2 separate regions of the Homo sapiens genome follow, and region 1 is linked to region 2. The links are chromatin contacts, found by Hi-C or POLR2A ChIA-PET in ENCODE. All regions are on one chromosome and are shown on one strand. Each heading gives the region's core, a stretch centred on a gene start or an enhancer-like site at or near the end of the contact. The rest is flanking DNA. Distances are from core to core; before and after follow the strand shown. Region 1 overlaps CCDC63 (coiled-coil domain containing 63). Region 2 overlaps RAD9B (RAD9 checkpoint clamp component B).

Evidence for each region. A loop is a pair of places that touch in the nucleus more often than their neighbours do. ChIA-PET counts read pairs that join two places held with the same protein, here RNA polymerase II (POLR2A). Pooled maps may share reads with other maps.
Region 1: a loop to region 2 is called in a map of OCI-LY7, with 4 times the contacts of the local background. The contact joins two enhancer-like sites. A Hi-C loop is called at or near these places in 2 of 168 maps with a recorded cell type or tissue (GM12878 and OCI-LY7) and 1 of 50 pooled maps. POLR2A ChIA-PET finds 5 or more read pairs at or near these places in 2 of 52 experiments (GM12878 and WTC11).

Annotation. Positions count from the first base shown.
Region 1 is chr12:110,885,617-110,890,271 of GRCh38, reverse strand. The region is part of intron 8 of CCDC63 (coiled-coil domain containing 63); the gene reads right to left. Among named protein-coding and RNA genes, the nearest start is that of MYL2, 33 kb to the left of the region's middle. Within about 2 kb of position 2,116, at least 10 of the 41 ENCODE cell types and tissues checked have a DNase peak (open chromatin) inside an H3K27ac peak, as active enhancers do.
Region 2 is chr12:110,529,245-110,534,153 of GRCh38, reverse strand. It overlaps RAD9B (RAD9 checkpoint clamp component B), which reads right to left. Exons shown (of 11, transcript NM_001286535.2): 11 at 598-3,629. The coding sequence ends at 3,501. PPTC7 (protein phosphatase targeting COQ7) reads left to right here. Exons shown (of 6, transcript NM_139283.2): 6 at 1-909. Among named protein-coding and RNA genes, the nearest start is that of RAD9B, 29 kb to the right of the region's middle. RefSeq lists an enhancer at 3,584-3,833. Within about 2 kb of position 2,098, at least 3 of the 41 ENCODE cell types and tissues checked have a DNase peak (open chromatin) inside an H3K27ac peak, as active enhancers do.

The DNA.
Region 1 (4,655 bases), core at 867-3,366, 360 kb before region 2:
AGTGCAGTGGTGCGATCTTGGCTCACTACAGCCTCGACCTCCCAGGCTCAAGCAATCCTCCCACTTCAGCCTTCTGAGTAGCTGGGACTAGAGGCACACACCATCACACCCAGCTAATTTCTTTTTGTGTCTTGTATTTTTTGTAGAGATGGGGTTTCGCCATGTTGCCCAGGCTGGTCTCAAACTCCTGGGCTCAAGTGATCCGCCCACCTCGGCCTCCCAAAGTGCTAAAAATTTTTAATTTTTAAAAAAGCAGAAAGAACTCTACCAAAAAGATGAAACAATGCTATGTCCGTGTGATGGAATTATTCCTGATTTGGAGGTTGTATTTATACTTTTTAGTATTTTCCAAATTGTGAAAAAAAATTCTAATCGGAAAAAAATATATGATTTTGGAAAAAGGAAAAAAGAAAGGAAGTGAGTCTTCCGATCTTTACAGGGCAGGGGTGGGGTGGGGGATCTCTACCAAAAAGATGAACCAATGCCATATCCAGGTGATGGGATTCACATTGAGACTTTTTACTATTTTGCAAATTGCATCAATAACCTGAGTCGATGGCACCGCTCCCCTGCTCGGAGATCTCCCATGGCCCCTGCCTCTCTGAGAAATGGCCAAAACCTCTTCTGGAAATGTGCCCAGCAGCCCTCACCTCCCAGATTCATCCCCTCTCCCTCCCATGTCTCTCTCTGTGCGCCAGACACCCTGGCCTGCTTGCAAGCTGCGTCAGGGCCTTTGCGTGTGCTGTTGCTGTTTCCTCTGCCTGGAGCGTTCTTCCCCAGAGATCTGGACAGCTCAATCCTTCACCTGTAAGTTCACTCAGATCTTAACTTCTCAACTGCCCGGGGCCCCAACCGGCTCCAAAACCCGTCTTACGCTGTGCGACTTCATCTTTTTACCCACACTGCATCTCCCTTTCTAACTTACTCTATAACTTACGTAAGTATTGGGCTTGTTGTTTATTGTCTGTTTCTCCCTGCCAAAACAGCAGTTCTGTGAGGGCTGAACTTTTTGTCATCCTGTTCACTGCCACATTATCAGGGTCTAGAGCAGTGTCTGGAACGCAGTAGGTGCTCAATAAATACTTGCTGGATGAACGAGTAACCAAAAGGACATTTGCTTCAATCAGATACACAACTTTATATGATAATAACTATGTTACATTTGAAAAGCACAACCATTGACACCAGCCTGGGCAACACACTGAAACCTCATCTCTGCAAAAAATACAAAAATTAGCTGGGTGTGGTGGTGTGTGCCTGTAGTCCCAGCCACTCTGGAGGCTGAGATGAGACGATCACCTGAGCCAGGGAGATTGAGGCTGGAGTGAGCCAAGATCAAGCCACTGTACTCCAGCCTGGGTGACAGTGTGAGATCCTGCAAAAAAAGAAGAAAGAAAAAGAAAGAAAAACGAAGGAAGGAAGGAAGGAAGGAAGGAAGGAAGGAAGGAAGGAAGGAAGGAAGGAAGGAAGGAAGGAAGGAAGGAAAGAAGGACCAAAAAAAAAGTTGGAAGTTGGAAGGAAATATTTCAGAATGTCACCAGTGATTGTCTCAGGCAATGGGATAGTGGGTGGTTTAAAATTCCTTCCATCCTTAGTTGCTTTCCAGATTCTCTACAGTGAGCATATCTTTGTCCTATAACATTTTTTGCAAAATTAAGTCTTACCATTGGAAATCAGTGCTCTCTGGACTTATTCAACAGGCATTTGCAGATCTATTTGAGCCCAAAAAGTCATAGTTCTGTAACCTTAACAAAGAGCTTGGAAGCTACTGTTCTGGTCCAAATATCACTCTACAGATGGGGAAACTGAGGCCCAGAGAGGGCAGCGCTTACCCATCTTAGACATATTTGTCATGACCCTAAGGAAGAGGGTCCCCTTATGAGGAGTGGGGAAAATCAAGGCCAATTCAGCTCAGGAATATTTTCTATCAGGTCAGGATATTCAGCTGGGGTCCTCATACCCCTCTGCTAGGGCTTGTCCTCCCTCGGTGTCCCACTGGGACCCGAGAATTCAGGGTCCTGCCCACTTCCAGGCCTGCCCGCAAAGACCTTCCCTGCAATACCGCAAATGGACGCCAGAGGACAGTGGTGACGCGCCTGAACCTCAGTTAGCAACTCAAAGGCCCGCTAAGCTCTGCGGGCCCTGGAGCACTTCAGCCTGGCTGGTCTCTGTGAGCGAAGAGGGAGCCGATGGCTCCGTTTGTAGGAACTCGGATTCCCGCGGGAATGTGGGCGGGAGGTGTCAGATCTGATTTTCCAAGGGAAACCAGAAATTCAGACTTTCATGTGGAATATCCTGGTTTTTAAATCACTGCCACTAAGAATTTAACAACTTGGGGAGGTGGAGGAGACCAAACGAAACTAAAAAAGAAGGCTGGGGCCGGGCGCGGTGGCTCACGCTGTATTCCCAGCATTTTGGGAGGCCGAAGTGGGCGGATCACGAGGTCAAGAGATGAGACCATCCTGGCCAACATGGTGAAACCCCGTCTCTACTAAAAATACAAAAATTAGCTGGGCGTGGTGGCGCGCGCCTGTAGTCCCAGCAACTCAGGAGGCTAGTTTATGAGACTCCGCCCCCAGCCCTCTAGGGAGGGGTGAAGTCAGATGTTAGAATTCTAATTGTTTTTAATTAAAAAAAAATTTTTTTAACCTGATCCCTTAGTCTGAGCAAAGGTGCCAGAAGAAGGCAAAAAGGTAGGGTCCCAGCCCCCTCCCATGGCCCATCCCACCGCCACTCCTTCATCCAGGTCTGCTCCATTTCCTATGTTTTATGTACCAGTGTTTCCTCATAACATGGGATTAAACAAAAACATTTTGTATAAGAATAGAGCTTGCAGAGCAAGCCACCACCGGGCGTGGTGGCTCATCCCTGTAATCCCAACACTTTGGGAGGCCGAGGCAGGCGGATCACCTGAGTTCAGGCGTTCGAGACCATCCTGGCCAACATGATGAAACCTTGTCTCTACTAAAAATACAAAAATTAGCCAGGTGTGGTGGCTCTGCCTGTAGTCCCAGCTACTCTGGAGCCTGGGCAGGAGAATCGCTTGAACCCGGGAGGTGGAGGTTGCAGTAAGCCAAGATCGTGCCACTACAGTCCAGCCTGGGTGACAGAGCAAGACTCTGTCTCAAAAAAAGAAAAAAAGAAAGAAAATTTAAAAAAAAAGTTTTGTAGCTTTTTAAATAAAAGTTTGAAACTTTTTTTATAAAAAGAGTTTGGACTTGGAGGACTCCTCTAGTCCAAGTGTGTGTGCCATTCTACAGATAGAGAGACTGAGAACCAGAGCACCTGCACTTGTCCTTGTGCAGGAGATGCTGTGCGACTGCAGGAGGAAAGGATGAGAGCAGCCTCAAGGTGAATGTGAGGTCAAGGTCATTTCTGGGGAAGAACCATTTCCTGTGCCTGTCCTGGACCCTTGTCCAGGAAGACCTCCTTCCGGGAGGGGGACAGAGAGTGGCATGAGGGTCCTTCAAGTCTGTCTTCCCCACCCCCGGGTGCACCTCCCACCCCACACCTCCCCATGCCCTGCCTGGGACCTGCAGGGCTTGCACCAATGGGCTTCCTTGTGCTTGGCTGCTGAGTAGCCCAGCCAGTGGGAGGCACAAGTGGGAGATAAAGGGTGGGAGGAGAGGGAGGTTGGGGTATTTGCCACCCCCTGGGCCCGTCCCTAATTTGGCTGCACCCCTCCAGGAAGGGCATAGCAGGCAGCCATATCCTCATTCCTCCCTCCCCTGACCCATTTCTGGAGCTCTGGCTACTCCCGCATGCTCCCTTCTTAATTTCCTTAGATGTCTGGAAACAGTCCCTTTTTAAAAACTCTCCTCAATTTACCCATTTTATTTTTGGGTTTTGGTGGTTTTTTGGGGTGGGTTTTTTTTTGGTTTTTTTTGAGACGAAGTCTCCCTGTATCACCCAGGCTGGAGTGCAGTGGCGCCATCTCGGCTCACTGCAACCTCCACCTCCCGGGTTCAAAGGATTCTCCTGCCTCAGTCTCCCAAGTAGTGGGATTGCAGGTGCAGGCCACTATGCCCAGCTCATTTTTGTATTTTTAGTAAAGACAGGGTTTCACTATGTTGCCTAGGCTGGTCTCGAACTCCTGAGCTCAGGTGATCCACCCGCCTCGGCCTCCCAAAGTGCTGCGATTACAGGTGTGAGCCACTGTGCCTGGCCAATTTACCCATGTTGGCTGTGCTGTTTCCTGTGACAACCCTAATTGATAAAGTCACCTTCACTCCATTTTTTGCAGCCACATGGACTGTTATTATCTATAATAGTTTTCTGTAAACCAAGCCATTATGTTTATTATTCTTTGTTTACTGTTATTATTACTTACTACCCTAAGTAAATATCCATTAAATCACAAGTTTGCTCTGCAAGCTCTATTATTCCTTTAAAAATTAATTCATCACTAGTAAATGAAAATGTTTTCACCTATATTCTAGCTGCAATCTGTTTGCACATGGCCAGCGTGCATGCCCCACATTTGGGAAACAGTGACATATTGCAAAGGAAAGCAGCTCCCCTCATCATGTAAGCAGAGGACAGGGCCTGCAGAAGAAGGACTAATGAATTCCCAGAGGAGGCGACATTTGTGCAGGGTCAGGACTAATGAGCAGGATTTCATCAGAAGAGAAAAGGAGGGGAGGGAGAGGGAATAG
Region 2 (4,909 bases), core at 849-3,348:
TAAGCTGCCTGCGCACAAAAAAAAAAAAAATTTACCAAATGGAGATGCAGTAGAGTCCATAGGCTCTAAAAACTAAAAGAAATGGGATGCAGGGGGAACAAGTTATTTGTCCTGAGTTACTGTACTTGCTTGACATGGTTGTTGGGTACTAAATCACAAAAGAATCCATTCCAGGTATGCATGTCTGGGGGTTGGGCTGTGTCTAGATTAGAAACTGGGTTTCAAGCTTTGCATGATGGGAGAGCGTCCTCTCCTCTATCAGCTGCGTGTGTTCTGGATAGGACAGTAGCCCGGAGATGGAAACCACCTTCAGTACCATTAGCCCACCATACCAAGTAACAAGTTAGGCAGGAATCGTGGGAATTTATTGAGTCAGCTTTGAGTGTTTGAGAGAATGTAAACAAGATTGGCTCGAATTGTAAACGTTTGTACTTTGGATGAGTTCATGGTTCTTTAGGTCACCTTAATACCAGCTATCTTTGGTAGAAGCTACAGCATTCAGTTTCTCTGGAAACTGTATCACATTTTTGCATTTTAAAAATTTTACAGTATCAAAAAACCAAAATCTGCTTATGAAACAAAACATGAAGCAGGACATATTTGGATTCTATTTATTTAAAATTAAATTCTTTGCAAAATTGAACTTCTCAACTAAAACGTGTCCATGTCAGAATTTTAACTGTTAGCAGGTAGTTTGTGGCAAAGATGGCTAAATAATGAAGCAAATTAGAATCTGTGTGTATACTAATGAGCTGCTTTTTTTCTGTTGAGACTATCATTATTTGTCTTATTACCCAAGAGGCAATTACCTGAATTTGGATGTCTGAATTATAACTTATGCAGGAATAGTTCTGTAAATACATTTAAATAAACTGTAAAGATATTTAATAAATATAGTATTTATACTAATCTGTGTGCTTCTTTTGGTTTGAATAGTAACTAAATGAGACACCAGCCCTTGACATTGAGTTTGTTGGTCACTATCAGGTCCTCATTTCCAAGCCTCCTAGTCATTCTAGCACTGATTATATGCTGCTACTTTAACTGGCTCCAGCTGCTTCACTACATCAGTTTAGCTTCCTCAGAAATTCATCAAAATGGACGGACAATTAAATGTAAATTATAGAACTTTTTCCCAGCTGAGGCTTTGCACCTTCCGTATAGTATAGAGGGAAGCTACAAAAAAAATCTGCTGTACAGTCAGTCGTGTTGTTTAACAGAGATGTTCTGACAGATGCATCCTTAGCAATTTCATCATTGTGTACTGACACAAGCCTAGATGGTCTAGCCTACTACACATCTGGGCTATATGAATAGCCTGTTGCTCCTAGGCGACAAACCTGTATAACATGTTACTGTACTGAATACTGTAGGCAGTTGTAACACAACAGTAAGCATCTGTATATCTAAACATAGAAATGTTTCAGCAAAACTATGGTATGAAAGACAAAAAAATGGTACACCTGTATAGGGCAGCTCCATTATCTTATGGGACCACCACTGTCTGTGCAGTCCATCGTTGACCAAAACGTTGTTATGCAGCACATGACTGTATTTCAGCTTAGCACTCTGTATCCAAATTCTAAAATCCAAAGTGCCCAGCTAATTTTTGTAGAGATGGGATCTCACCATGTTGCCCAGGCTAGTCTTGAACTGCTGGGCTCAACTGATCCGCCCACCTGGGCCTCCCAAAGTGCTGGGATTACAGGCATGAGCCACTACACCCCGCCAGTATTAACTATAATAATAGTCCAATGCTGCATCCAGGCTATTACTGATGATGATGCCTTTAAGACCTAAACCCCTCTGCCTACTTCAATGAATGAACCAGAAATGTTATCCTCAGCAAAGAGACCTACAGAGTTACTTTTGTGTATAAAAGCTCCCTGTGTAGGCATCTGCATTTGTTAGAAATACCAGAAATTCAGTGTTAATCATCAGTGTAAGCATAAGATACATATATCTTCCCCTACCATGTGATGAAAGGACTTAGTTGAAATTATGTGGGCATTGCCAGTTACCACAAAAAGCTTGGTTAAGGCCCATTTTCATTCACTAAGGAACATCTTGGGATGAACTTGAGTTTTTATTAGGTTATTGTGGGTAGCTATGACTCATTACTAAGCTACAAGAGCCAAATTAATTCTGGTTTCAGTTAGAACTCTATTCACAGTTCTAAAGCATGCAAATCCACTCAGCCACCTTTATGAATTTCTCACAAAGTCTAAAGTACAACTGCTTGCCAGTTAACACTTCCTTACGGTTTGAAGGTTTCAGAAAGATGTAACAATAATATGTTACAAAAGTCTCGTTTGTCAGGTTATAATTGACTGTAAACAGGTTTGGGGGAGGGAGAGGCACACATCATAAGACATTACATAACAATGTTTTGTGCCAGATTTTTTAGTCCATTTGTGCAGGTAAAAAGCTAACTCTTAAAGGGCCAAAGAACAGAGACATTTGTCTTCCACCTTATTCCACTCCAAACTCAGGCTGTCTTGGCAGTGGAGGATACTGTTCTATGTCAGATAATACAGAAATATTTGGCATCACTTCCATTAAATTCTTTCCTGCAGCACACTGCAAAATAAAAAATCACATCTGAAAATCAGAACAATTTGAGGTTAGGAAATAAAATTTTACAATATGTAAAAACACTCCAGGTTGGGCGCAGTGGCTCAAGTCTGTAATCCCAGCACTTTGGGAGGCCGAGGTGGGCAGATCACTTGAGGCCAGGAGTTCAAGACCACCCTGGCCAACATGGCGAAACCCTGTCTCTACAAAATACCAGAAATTAGCCAGGCATGGTGGCACGCACCTGCAATCCCAGCTGCACGGGAGGCTGAGGCAGGAGAATCGCTTGGACCTGGGAGGCAGATGTTGCAGTGAGCAGAGATTGCACCACTGCACTTGAGCCTGAGTGACAAAGTGAGACTCCGTCTAAAAAAGCCAAGTGAAAGTGACTATATATTTTTACTCTTGATCTTTTTTCCAGGGTTTATTCTACTTAAAGTCTTAAAATATAAAAAACAATGCACAAAAAAGGCCATGGTATTACATGAGAAAACTAAAATCCAAATGTTTGCAATCAAATACAAAAGATACCTGACTACAAATCACAAAATTCCATTTCAAGCCATCTTGATGGCACTCTAAATGGCTGTTGAATAAAGTTTAAATACCTTTATAAAACTAGCAAAGATGTTAAAAGCTCTAGGGTGAACGTGCATTGAATTGAAGAACTCTAATGGGCTTTTTTCCTTCACAGAAAACTCTTCTGCCTCACAAGTAGCATAATGGATTTAAAGCAAGTTACATACACTTGACAAACAGCTATTTCTAGATATGGTTGTTGTACAAGATGATGTGGTTTAAAAGCCCATCCTCCATTAAAAGGAAGTCCTGGACAACCTCTTTTAGACACTAAACATGCAAACTCGTGCTTGAGGGGCAAATGAGCCAGTCACTGGGCTGGGGCCCAGCTCAGCCATCATTAAGCATTAGAATATAGAGAAACTGCCATTATTCATGTCCTCTTCACTGTCACTTGCTCTTGCCAGACTGTCGAAAGGGTGGTTGAAGTGTTCTTGCTGGTCAGAAGAAACTGCTCCAAAGAACATGCAAGAAAACTGGAGGGAAAAAAGGAACTGCATTGTTGATTCCAAAGAGAAAGTTTGCTCATTAAATGCTCCAGGTGACAGCCCTCCTCAGAAACCTGACCAGTATTATATCCCTGTCTTTGCTGGTGATGGTTCACAGAACACCCAGAACCTTCATTATTGGTCCAACACGTCCTAAAACCAAACCTTGGCCGCGCATGGTGGCTCACGCCTGTAATCTCAGTACTTTGAGAGGCCAAGGTGGGCGGATCACGAGGTCAGGAGATCGAGACCATCCTGACTAACATGGTGAAACCCCGTCTCTACTAAAAATACAAAAAAAAATTAGCTGGGTGTGGTGGCGGACACCTGTAGTCCTAGCTACTCGGGAGGCTGAGGCAGGAGAATGGCGTGAACCCGGGAGGCGGAGCTTGCAGTGAGCCGAGATCGTGCCACTGCACTACAGCCTGGGGACAGAGCAAGACTCCATCTCAAAAAATTAAACAAAAAAAACAAACCTTTCCCTGCCTTCAAAGGCACATGACAATCTTCAGTTTGGGATCAATGGTCTGCTGCTGACTCCCCTCCTGAGCCATCAAAGCTTCCACCAGAACTGAGAGGCAGAGGTCAACGAAGCCTCCGTAAGCCACTGGATTAATTAATCCATCTTCTTCCCTTCCCCTCCTGCTACGGCAGAAGCCACTCTTCCAAGTTAAAGCCAGTCCTTTCCTCCCTATCTCTGCATCCCAGCACCCTGGGAATGTTAGCATTTTCAAATGCTCAAATGCCTCTCATCTTCACCTTTTTATTTGTTATCAGGTTTTGCCCTATTGCCCAGGTTGCAGTGCAGCTGTGTGATCACGTCTCACCGCAGCCTCAAACTCCTGGGCAATCCTCCCACCTCAGCCTCTGGAGTAGCTGTAACTACAGGTATGCACAACCATGCGCAGCCTTTTTTTTTTTTTCCGTAAAGACCAGGTCTTGCTACGTGGCCCAGGCTGGTCTCAAACTCCTGGCTTCAAGCAATCCTCCTGCCTTCACCTCCCAAAGTGCTAGAATTACAGGCATGAGCCACTGTGCTCAGTCTTCTTATCTTTAAAATACAGAAATAGCCAGGCACGGTGGCCCACGCCTGTAATCCCAGCACTTTAGGAGGCTGAGGCAGGTGGATCACCTGAGGTCAGGAGATCGAGACCAGCCTGGCCAACATAGTGAAACCCCGTCTCTACTAAAAATACAAAAAATTAGCTGGGCATGGTGGCGGGCACCTGTAATCCCAGCTACTAGGGAGGCTGGGGCAGGAGAATCAC